3 separate regions of the Homo sapiens genome follow, and regions 1 and 2 are each linked to region 3. Evidence: chromatin contacts called from ENCODE Hi-C or POLR2A ChIA-PET data. All regions are on one chromosome and are shown on one strand. Each heading gives the region's core, a stretch centred on a gene start or an enhancer-like site at or near the end of the contact. The rest is flanking DNA. Distances are from core to core; before and after follow the strand shown. Region 1 holds the start of ENTREP3 (endosomal transmembrane epsin interactor 3). Region 2 holds the start of KHDC4 (KH domain containing 4, pre-mRNA splicing factor). Region 3 holds the start of MSTO1 (misato mitochondrial distribution and morphology regulator 1).

Evidence for each region. Hi-C counts contacts between places; a loop is a spot of excess contacts on that map. ChIA-PET counts read pairs that join two places held with the same protein, here RNA polymerase II (POLR2A). Pooled maps may share reads with other maps.
Region 1: a pooled map shows a loop between it and region 3 (5-fold over the local background). The contact joins the promoter of ENTREP3 here to the promoter of MSTO1 in region 3. A Hi-C loop is called at or near these places in 2 of 37 single-sample maps with no recorded cell type and 9 of 50 pooled maps. POLR2A ChIA-PET finds 5 or more read pairs at or near these places in 5 of 52 experiments (PC-3, Panc1, activated naive CD4-positive, alpha-beta T cell and 2 more).
Region 2: a pooled map shows a loop between it and region 3 (15-fold over the local background). The contact joins the promoter of KHDC4 here to the promoter of MSTO1 in region 3. A Hi-C loop is called at or near these places in 6 of 50 pooled maps. POLR2A ChIA-PET finds 5 or more read pairs at or near these places in 4 of 52 experiments (A549, CD8-positive, alpha-beta T cell, WTC11 and 1 more).

The regions. Positions count from the first base shown.
Region 1 is chr1:155,254,233-155,257,653 of GRCh38, reverse strand. It overlaps ENTREP3 (endosomal transmembrane epsin interactor 3), which reads left to right and starts at 2,171. Exons shown (of 12, transcript NM_006589.3): 1 at 2,171-3,001; 2 at 3,198-3,254. The coding sequence starts at 2,777. It overlaps SCAMP3 (secretory carrier membrane protein 3), which reads left to right. Exons shown (of 9, transcript NM_005698.4): 6 at 1-156; 7 at 268-369; 8 at 863-980; 9 at 1,235-1,673. The coding sequence ends at 1,381.
Region 2 is chr1:155,932,912-155,936,109 of GRCh38, reverse strand. KHDC4 (KH domain containing 4, pre-mRNA splicing factor) reads left to right here and starts at 1,697. Exons shown (of 14, transcript NM_014949.4): 1 at 1,697-1,774; 2 at 2,261-2,477. The coding sequence starts at 1,737. LOC107985207 (a long non-coding RNA gene) reads right to left here and starts at 1,642. Exons shown (of 2, transcript XR_001738244.2): 1 at 1,561-1,642; 2 at 1-862. RefSeq lists enhancers at 1,461-1,620, 1,721-2,030, 1,570-2,136, 992-2,191.
Region 3 is chr1:155,608,056-155,611,555 of GRCh38, reverse strand. It overlaps MSTO1 (misato mitochondrial distribution and morphology regulator 1), which reads right to left and starts at 1,338. Exons shown (of 14, transcript NM_018116.4): 1 at 1,224-1,338; 2 at 996-1,131; 3 at 448-517; 4 at 265-340; 5 at 1-7. The coding sequence starts at 1,307. LOC105371452 (a long non-coding RNA gene) reads left to right here. Exons shown (of 2, transcript XR_922171.2): 2 at 1,664-1,947. RefSeq lists enhancers at 602-1,476, 1,477-2,351.

The sequences.
Region 1 (3,421 bases), core at 922-3,421, 350 kb after region 3:
CACGCTGGCTCTTCTCCTGAACTTCCTCGCCTGCCTGGCCAGCTTCTGTGTGGAAACCAACAATGGCGCAGGCTTTGGGCTTTCTATCCTCTGGGTCCTCCTTTTCACTCCCTGCTCCTTTGTCTGCTGGTACCGCCCCATGTATAAGGCTTTCCGGTAAGTGTGTTAGTGGTGGGAGAGTGATGGAGACCTGGGATGGGCCCCACGTCTGCCCATCCTTCAGCTCTAATTCTTCTCCCACCCTCCCCATTTTTTTCCTCTTTGTAGGAGTGACAGTTCATTCAATTTCTTCGTTTTCTTCTTCATTTTCTTCGTCCAGGATGTGCTCTTTGTCCTCCAGGCCATTGGTATCCCAGGTTGGGGATTCAGGTTTGTGAGGCTGTTATCCACCCTCACCTTTCCCTCTAGATCCAGCCAGCACTGGGTGCTGGGATAGGAGTTGTTCAGAAAAAGGAAATGTGGTTTTAATCCTTGGGAGGTACTAGTTTAATGAGATACAAGACATACTTCCAGGATAGAGCGCAGACAGCACTCTTGACACATATAGATTGAAGGGAAGAATGCTGCATTTGGCCAATCTAAGGTGGCTTCCTGGAGGAGGCATAGAACCATGGTTGAAAGGAGGAAGAAGAATCCCCAGATGAGTGCCTGGAAGAGCTTGGAGAGCTCAGGGCTAATGGTTCAGAAACTGGAATTAAACTATGAAGAGATTAGATACAGTTTGGGATTGTGGTGCTTGGAATGCTGCTCGATTGACAGGGAGCCACTGCTGATGGGAAGGGTAGGAACAGGGGATGCTGGTGACATAACCAGTGGAGAAGCTGAGGAGCCCCTCTTCACTGGTACATCCTTCCCTTTACAGTGGCTGGATCTCTGCTCTGGTGGTGCCGAAGGGCAACACAGCAGTATCCGTGCTCATGCTGCTGGTCGCCCTGCTCTTCACTGGCATTGCTGTGCTAGGAATTGTCATGCTGAAACGGGTGAGGGCTGTGTCGAAGGTGGGGCCGGGATGGTGAGATCATGGGTCCCCAGGGGCGTGGGTGGAACATTCAGGAGCAACTGGCACAGGTCAGGCTGCTGGGTTGTTCTCAGCTAATGGACCTCTGGGGTGTGTGTTTCTGTGTGTGAGTGTGTGTGCTGGGCAGCAGGCTGCTGAGTGGTAGTGATGCTGTTAGGCTGGGGTGGGGAACCAGTGGCTGGAATGGGCGGTAATGTCTTTGTCCTCTACTTGCAGATCCACTCCTTATACCGCCGCACAGGTGCCAGCTTTCAGAAGGCCCAGCAAGAATTTGCTGCTGGTGTCTTCTCCAACCCTGCGGTGCGAACCGCAGCTGCCAATGCAGCCGCTGGGGCTGCTGAAAATGCCTTCCGGGCCCCGTGACCCCTGACTGGGATGCCCTGGCCCTGCTACTTGAGGGAGCTGACTTAGCTCCCGTCCCTAAGGTCTCTGGGACTTGGAGAGACATCACTAACTGATGGCTCCTCCGTAGTGCTCCCAATCCTATGGCCATGACTGCTGAACCTGACAGGCGTGTGGGGAGTTCACTGTGACCTAGTCCCCCCATCAGGCCACACTGCTGCCACCTCTCACACGCCCCAACCCAGCTTCCCTCTGCTGTGCCACGGCTGTTGCTTCGGTTATTTAAATAAAAAGAAAGTGGAACTGGAACTGACATCCCCGTTTCCTGAATCTTCATTGGGAATTAGGCCTTATGAAAGAGAAAGGAGAGTGTGGAGTGAGGTGGGAAGGTCGGACCCGGCTTTAGTGTAAACTGGGAGATATGAGGGGCGGGGCGGTGGAGCCCGAGTGGCTGGCGCAGGAAGGAGGTGGGAAGTCCACGGAAACGCGAAACCCGGAGACGCCAGGGAGCCCTGCTCCCCACCCCTCTCCATTAATGACGGGGAAGAGCCACCGCCTCTGCCGGGAACGCCAAGGAATACGCGGGCCTGGAGCCTGAAAAGCTGGATGGGGCTCAAGTGGAGGCCCAAAGGATCACTAGCAGCCTAGCCAGGGTCCAGAGCGAGGCAGGGACTGGAGGAGCGCTTATCCGACTGCCTCGCCCTGCCGCGGGATCCCCCAACCCCGACAGGGTCTCAGTCCCGAACTACAACTCCCGGGGTGCACCGCGCCGGCCCTCGCCGCCATGCCCCTCCTTCCCGCACCATCCCCATTCCCATCCCCCTTCTCTAGTCCCCGACCTGCGGCAGCCGGAGCTCGGGGAGCGGAGCGTGGTGGGGAGGGGAGCGGGACAGGCGACACAGGAGACAGCGGCGCCGCGGCCTCTCCCCACCAGGCGGCCCCGGATCCTACTGGACGCCCTGAGGGCACACCGACCGCGCCTCTAGAGTCACCCCACGCCGACCCCTCCCCTCTTCTCTAGACTTATTTCCATCCTTCCCGCTTTTACCCTCCCCACCCCTCCCTGGGCTCCAGGCCGCCGCCCCCTCCTCACTCCTGGACCGGCCCTTCTCGGTGCCCCTCTTCCCTAGGGAGATGCGATGAGCCGGTGCCCCCGCGTCCTCATCGTCGCCCCGGGCACGGTGCCCGTCCAGTGCCCGTGGTGGGGAGGGAGCACTCCGCGGTCCCTCCGTGACGCCCCTCGCTTGGCCCCCCCCACAGCTGGCGTCCCTCGGCCATGCCCCAGGGGACCCAGCCAGGGGGTGGGCTCTAGAGCGAGTGGGGTGGAGAGGAGAAAGGACGGGGCCTTGGGCGCCTCTGAGATGCTCCCAAGTGCCAGGGAGGGCCGAGCGAGGCGCAGGCAACCGGGCAGCAGGCATGATGCCCTCGCCTAGTGACTCCAGCCGCTCGCTGACCAGCCGGCCCAGCACCAGGGGCCTTACCCACCTCCGCCTCCACCGACCCTGGCTGCAGGCCCTGCTTACGCTGGGGCTGGTCCAAGTGCTCCTGGGCATCCTGGTGGTCACCTTCAGCATGGTGGCCTCTTCCGTCACCACCACCGAGAGCATCAAGAGGTCCTGCCCGTCTTGGGCTGGGTTCTCGGTGAGTTGGGTGCACAGTTGTTGGGTGGGGGAGGCTCCTCGGGCCCCACCCTCCACACCAGCTGCAAGTCCACATGCTTGCCTCTCCTCCCTCTCCTGGTCCTCTGCCTCCTTACAGGGCTGGGTGCATCCTGTGGTGAGGGGCTCACTCAGGAGCCTCCCCTGCCAGGCTGAGCCTGTGCCCACTCTGTCCCCAGCTGGCGTTCTCCGGGGTGGTTGGCATTGTGTCCTGGAAGCGGCCATTCACTCTAGTGGTAGGTGCCAGGGTCCAGTGCCCACTGGGAGGCAGGTGCCCAGCACGCAAGGGGAAGCCCATTTATGTCCTCAAGAAGGGAACTGGCTCCCCAGTTGGTGCCAGCCGGGTGGGCACGAAGTGTCTGTGAAGGAGGGGGACTCTGTCCGTGGCAGAGGAGTACTCATG
Region 2 (3,198 bases), core at 448-2,947, 320 kb before region 3:
AATGTGTAAAATAGGTAAATCCAGAGAAACAGTAGATTAGTGGTAGCCCATGTCTTGCGGGGCAAGAGAAATGTGAAGTGACTGTTAACAGGTGAGGGGTTTCTTTTTGGGGTGATGAAAATAATCTGGAATTAGATAATGATGATTGTGGCACAATCTTGTGGACACACTAAAAAACACTGAATTGTGCACTTAAATTTACTCTTTAAAAAGGGTAAATTTATGGCATAGGAGTTACATCACAAATTTTTTAAAATGACAAATATAATAAATAATGTAATTTCAATCAGAATCCCAACAGCATTGTGTTTTGGGGAGAAGAGGAAAAGGGGCACTTTGGGGAGGCCGAGGTGGTAGGATCGGTTGAGCCCAGGAGTTTGAGACCAGCCTAGGCAAAATAGTAAGACACCCCCCACCCCCGCACCCCCTACCACCCCGGTCTCTTAAAAAAAAAAAAAAAAAGCCAGGTGTGGTGGCCCGTGCTTGTAGTCCCAGCTACTTCAGAGGCTGAGGTGGGAGGATCAGGAGACTCATTGAAGCTCCAAGACATCCTAAAGGTTAGAAACCTTTAGCCTCGGCAGGGCGCGGTGGCTCACGCCTGTAATCCTACCACTTCGGGAGGCCGAGGCGGGTGGATCACCTGAGGTCAGGAGTTTGAGACCAGGCTGGCCAACATGGCTAAACTGTGTCTCTACTAAAAATACAAAACAACAACAACAAAAAATTAGCTGGGCGTGGTGGCGGGCACCTGTGATCCCAGCTACTTGGGAGGCTAAGGCAGGAGAATCGTTTGAACCCGGGAGGCGGAGAGTGGTTAGCCGAGATCGCGTCATTGCACTTCAGCCTGGGTGACGGAGCGAAACTGTCTCAAAAAAAAAAAAAAAAAAAAAAAAGAAACCTTTAGCCTACAGAATCAACTCAAACTCCTCAGCATAGCATTCAAGGCCTTTCATCTTCTGGCCTCCCACTCCAGCCAGCTCAACCGTTAAGTACACAGATGCCAGAACAGGGTGCTCCATAACCTATGCTTGATCGCCTCTCCAGTACTCAACCGGCTTTTTAGCGTCCCATTCTTAAACGCTCCAGCAAGATGAGCAGCTTATCTTCTTCGACCTTTGCTTAATATACAACTCTATCATACATATTTGCCTGCGTACCTGCCTTGCCACATTGAGAGTACCAGAATGGCAGGGCCTGCGGCTTATTCATCTTTTTATTTTTATATTCCCTGCTTGGTGCACAGAAATGAAGCAAACAAACAGAGAAATTCTCCAAATGATCTTTGCAACGAATCCTTTTCCTTTTCCTAAGTAACAGAAACGTGAAACGGGCAAAAGCCGCGGGAAGGCTGTCTCCCCAGACAGAAACTAGGACTCAACACAAACGTAGCGGAATTTGAGGAGAAACCTGTTTAATCTCCTGACTCATGCATATTGTCTTCTAGTCTAACAACATGCCCACGATAAAGATGGATTCAGCTAGCCCCGATTCCGCATTTATAGTAGGCACAGCAGCCATCTTTCTTAAGGTTAAGGCGCAACCCGGAAGATCACACCCTACCTGCCTCAGAAACGCCAGATGCCTTTAAATCATCGAGAGTCCAATCGGAATCGACATTTTCACCGGAACCGCTCGGCCCCACGACCGGAAGAGGCTGTGCGTAAGAACGTTGGGGGCGGAAGTGACGAGAGGTGGTAGTCGGATAGTTGGCGGGTGGTTGAGTAGAAGCGGTCGCCATGTCCGCGGGGAGCGCGACACATCCTGGAGCTGGCGGGTACGGCTTCAGGGGCGAGGGCATCGGAGCGAGCACTGGGGCGCAGGAGAGGCGGAGGGACCCTGAGAAGCTGCGTATAGGGTGGAAGGGTCCTTAAGTGGGAAGTAAAGGGCTGGACGTTTGGGGAGAAGGATCTTGAGCAGGCCTGGGGCCCTTAAAGGGCCGGCGGGGATCCGAGGGAGGAGGCAAACGGGGACTTTTGGAAGGGCGAGCCAAGGGGAAGGCGTAAACTAGAGCGTGTAGGATAGAGTGGAGTCTTTCGATATAGGTGACAGTAGAAACGAAAGATTTTGGGGAAGGGTTGAAAGTGGGGGTTTGTTAAATAAGCAATAATTGTTTAAGGAGAGGGGAGTTTTAGATTTGGAAGGTGATTCGGAGGTGTAAATGGAATATAATAGAGGGAAAATGGGGTGCTAAGGCGTAGTAAGGAAAGAATAACATACACGAAAGCTTTGGGGCCTAATGTTTTCCTTTTTCTCCATGTAGGCGCCGCAGCAAATGGGACCAACCAGCTCCAGCCCCACTTCTCTTCCTCCCGCCAGCGGCCCCAGGTGGGGAGGTCACCAGCAGTGGGGGAAGTCCTGGGGGCACCACAGCTGCTCCTTCAGGAGCCTTGGATGCTGCTGCTGCTGTGGCTGCCAAGATTAATGCCATGCTCATGGCAAAAGGGAAGCTGAAACCAACTCAGAATGCTTCTGAGAAGGTATTTGAAGTTGAAGGGTCTCCACTAATTGCGAATTTAATAGTTGTTTTGCCGGGCGCGGTGGCTTACGCCTGTAATCCCAGCACTTTGGGAGGCCGAGGCGGGTGGATCACAAGGTCAGGAGTTTGAGACCAGCCTGACCAACATGGTGAAACCCCGTCTCTACTGAAAATACAAAAATTAGTCGGGCATGGTGGCACGCGCCTGTAATCAGCTACTCAGGAGGCTGAGGCAGAACTGCTTGAACCCGGGAGGCGGAGGTTGCAGTGAGCCGAGATTGTGCCAGTGCACTCTAGCCTGGGCGACCCAATGAGACTCCGTCTCAAAAAAAAAAAAAAAAAGTTGTTTGTAATCCTGTAATCGCATAATAATTTGTGTTAGTAAAGGATAAATGGATATAGTAGTTGAGAGATCATTTAGTTTTGGAATGTTCCAGAACACATTTTGTTACAAATACATATTTACGAGGCGTTTTTGATTGGGCTGATTACATTTATGGACCAAATACCTTGTCTTGTCCTTGTTCACTTAGTTCAGCTTAAGCTGTATTTCCATAGTCATTTAAAGCAACATAACATGTTTTTAATATATGTGCTTTTTCCCTGAAGTCAGAGGAGTTCAGGTAAATCAAGTGAGCCCCATAGTGTCATCTCTAATTAGAACCTGTAGGGTTTTATTTATTTATTTATTTATTTTGATAGAGTCTCACTCTGTCACCAGC
Region 3 (3,500 bases), core at 89-2,588:
GCACTCCCTGGGAGGGGTCAGAAAAATCGACATTTAGTTCCAGGCAGTTTAGAGGCAAAGGTTGCTTCGTCCTCCTTGAGTTGGCTGGCCACACCGCATAGCCTCCTTTCTGTTCACCGAGTCGCAGTCCTTAGGAAAAGGAGTGCTTTTTCCCAAAATATCATTCTAAGACACTTAAAATGATTAAAATCCCCGTTTACCTGCCCCTATGGAGACCCTCGGGTTGTGGCACCGGGTTAAAAAGTTCAGGACAGAGGCCCTCACCTCTGCACTCAGAAAGTCTTGGAGATAAGGGTTCTTGGGATAGAGTTCCTCTTTGTGTGTGGTGAGCTTCCCCTGCCTGAAAGAGTTTGGAGATTGATCAAAGAAACTGCACTCTGATCAGAGTTATCCAGCGTTCTGCGTACATACACGATCCCCACCCTTATCCATACATCAGTTACACACCATGCTATTGCAGCATCCAACTGTTTGTCCCTGTAGAGTCCACCTTCCTCTTTTAGGGAGCTCAAACTACCTGTACAGAAATAACAGAGACAATGTTAGGTCAAAGCCTGGGCACCCTTCCCCTCTAGCTAACCTTCCTCTGATCACCTGACAACCTGCTGTCACCATCTCTCCAGCACTTGGCTCTTCCAAGCTTTCTGGGATATACACTAGTTGGGGGAAAAACCTTGGCTTAGGAGAATCTAGATTCCATCTTTCGGTTCCCAGCTTAGTCATTAGCTGTGGGACGCGGGGGGAACCACATCCAGGGGTCTGACAGGAGTGCTGCAGTTCAAGTCCTCACTGTCTCCAGGGCCTAGCAGCCTATTCCCGAAATGGCTCTTGAGCAACTGTCGTGGGCCCCTCGAGTGTTGGCATGTTGTGCTCAGCTCCTCATCTCCGGTCCTGGAGCTCGGTAAGGTGGGAGGGTCTTGAAGATAACGGCAGCGCAAGGACTAGGCACGCGGAAGGGAAATAAGGGGCATCGGCTAACTCTGCCACCACCTCACCCTTCAGATCCATGAGGATGAGTCGCGGCGTGTAGGTCTCCTGGCCGTGCAGCGTCCGGCCCGTACGATACAGGACGTCGGGGCACAGCTCTCCCGGGGGCTCCTTGGAATCGGTCGCTCGGCCCAGCGCAGCATCCTGGGGAAGCAGAGAGGACGAGGCAGGCCGGCTGAACGTCGGGACTGTAGATCCCGAAGGGCTCCTCGGGGGCAGCTGCCGGCTGACCTCACCTGCTGGTTCCACCAGTGCGCGCCCACGAAACCGGCAAAATGTCCCAACTGCAGTGTGAGCACCTCCCGGGCCCCGCCCGCCATACTGCGCTGCTCCACGGGGCCGCCGCGCCTCAGCCGCGCCGCTCGCTGCTCCTAGCCGATTGGCTTGGCAGGCGCGTGGGCGGGTGTTATTCTCGGCTACTTATTGGCCCGCAAACACATCCTTTCCCATTGGAGAAACGATGCGCCGATCCCTTCCTACCTCTTCCTAGACGTGGCCCAGTCCGGCTTCTCTGTGGTTGCCTGTGAGGGGCGGGGCTCCACGGGCCACGCCGTTGCTCCTGCTCCACGTTGGAGCGGGGTGGGCGCCGTCTCCGCCGCTGACTTGGGGCCGCCAGGGCGCGGGCCGTGGAAGGCTCTGCTTCCTACTTGTCTTGAGGTCTTATCCCTTCTCACAGATCTCTCCGCTGGCTGATAGCTCCCCGGGCAAAAAGAAAACCTTGCCAGAAAAGCGGAAGCTCCCCTAAAGCCTCCCATGCCCCTTCATCTCTTCAGAAGTCACGTGGACCACGACTAATAACCTGTGGACTGGCTTAGCTATCATATCTCTATCATTTACACGTATTTATCTATCTCTGTGTATCTAACACCTTATGTAAAGAGAGTATGTATCTGTTGGCGTCTTTTGCTCAATATGGTTTATGTAATTCATATTTTTGCAAATATCTATAATTCATTTTCATCACTGCGGAATAGTCCATTGTATGAATACGCCACCACTGATCTATTCTAAAGAAAGAATAGGCTGGGCGCGGTGGTTCACGCCTGTAATCCCAGCACTTTGGGAGGCTGAGGCGGGCAGATCACGAGGTCAAGAGATCGAGACCATCCTGGCTAACACGGTGAAACCCCATCTCTACTAAAAATACAAAAAAAAATTAGCTGGGCGTGGTGGCGGGCGCCTGTAGTCCCAGCTACTCGGGAGGCTGAGGCAGGCGAATGGCGTGAACCCGGGAGGCGGAGCTTGCAGTGAGCCGAGATCACGCCAATGCACTCCATCCTGGGCGACAGAGCGAGACTCTGTCTCAAAAAAAAAAAAAAAAAAAATATATATATATATATATATATATATACTGCTGATAATAGCTTTTGGGATTGTTTCCAATTTTTGGGCTATTAGGTGCTATGATTAACATTCTTGTGTGTATTTAGAAACAAGGCAAGGGCCGGGTGCGGTAGTTTACGCCTGTAATCCCAACACTTTGGGAGGCCGAGGCAGGAGGATCAACTGAGGTCAGGAGGTTGAGACCAGCCTGGCTAACATGATGAAACCCCGGTCTCTACTAAAAATACAAAACATGTAGCCGGGCGTGGTGGCGGGCCCTTGTACTCCCAGCTGCTCAGGAGGCTGAGTCAGGGAATCATTTGAACCTGGGAGGTGGAAGTTGCAGTGAGCCGATATCACGCCACTGCACTCCAGCCTGGGAAACAAGAGCAAAACTCCTCTCTAAAAAATAAAAAATAAAAAAATAAAAATAAAAATAAAAAAGGCCGGGCGCCGCGGTTCAAGCCTGTAATCCCAGCACTTTGGGAGGCCGAGGCGGGTGGATCACGAGGTCAGGAGATCGAGACCATCCTGGCTAACACGGTGAAACCCCGTCTCTACTAAAAATACTAACAATTAGCCGGGCGTGGTGACGGGCGCGACCTGTAGTCCCAGCTACTTGGGAGGCGGAGGCAGGACAATGGCGTGAACCCGGGAGGCGGAGCTTGCGGTGAGCCGAGATCGCGCCACTGCACTCCACCTTGGGCAACAGAGCCAGACTCCATCTCAAAAAAAAAAAAAAAAAAAAAGAGATAAGGCAAATATTGGTTGGGCGCAGAGGCTCACGCCTGTATTCCCACGTTTTGGTGAGGCTGAGGCAGGAAGATCGCTTGAGTCCAGAAATTCGAGAATGTGAGGGTAGACTGGACAATGTAGTGAGACTCCCCCTCCCCCTATCCTCTCTATAAAAGAATTTTTCAAAAAATTAGCTAGGCAGCCCACATCTGTAGTCCTAACCAGAGGCTAGGGTGAGAGGATCGCTTCAGCGCAGGAATTAGAGGCTGCGGTGAACCATGATTGGAGCACTGCACTGCAGCCAGAGACAGAGGGAGACCCTGTCTCAAAATTTTAAAAAGTGACAAAATGTTAATTGAATCTAGGTGAAGATTATAGGTGTTCTTTTGCAGTACTCTCTGAGCATTCTTGTAGGTTTGAAATTTTTTCAAGAAATAAAGGTTAGATGCTCTTAT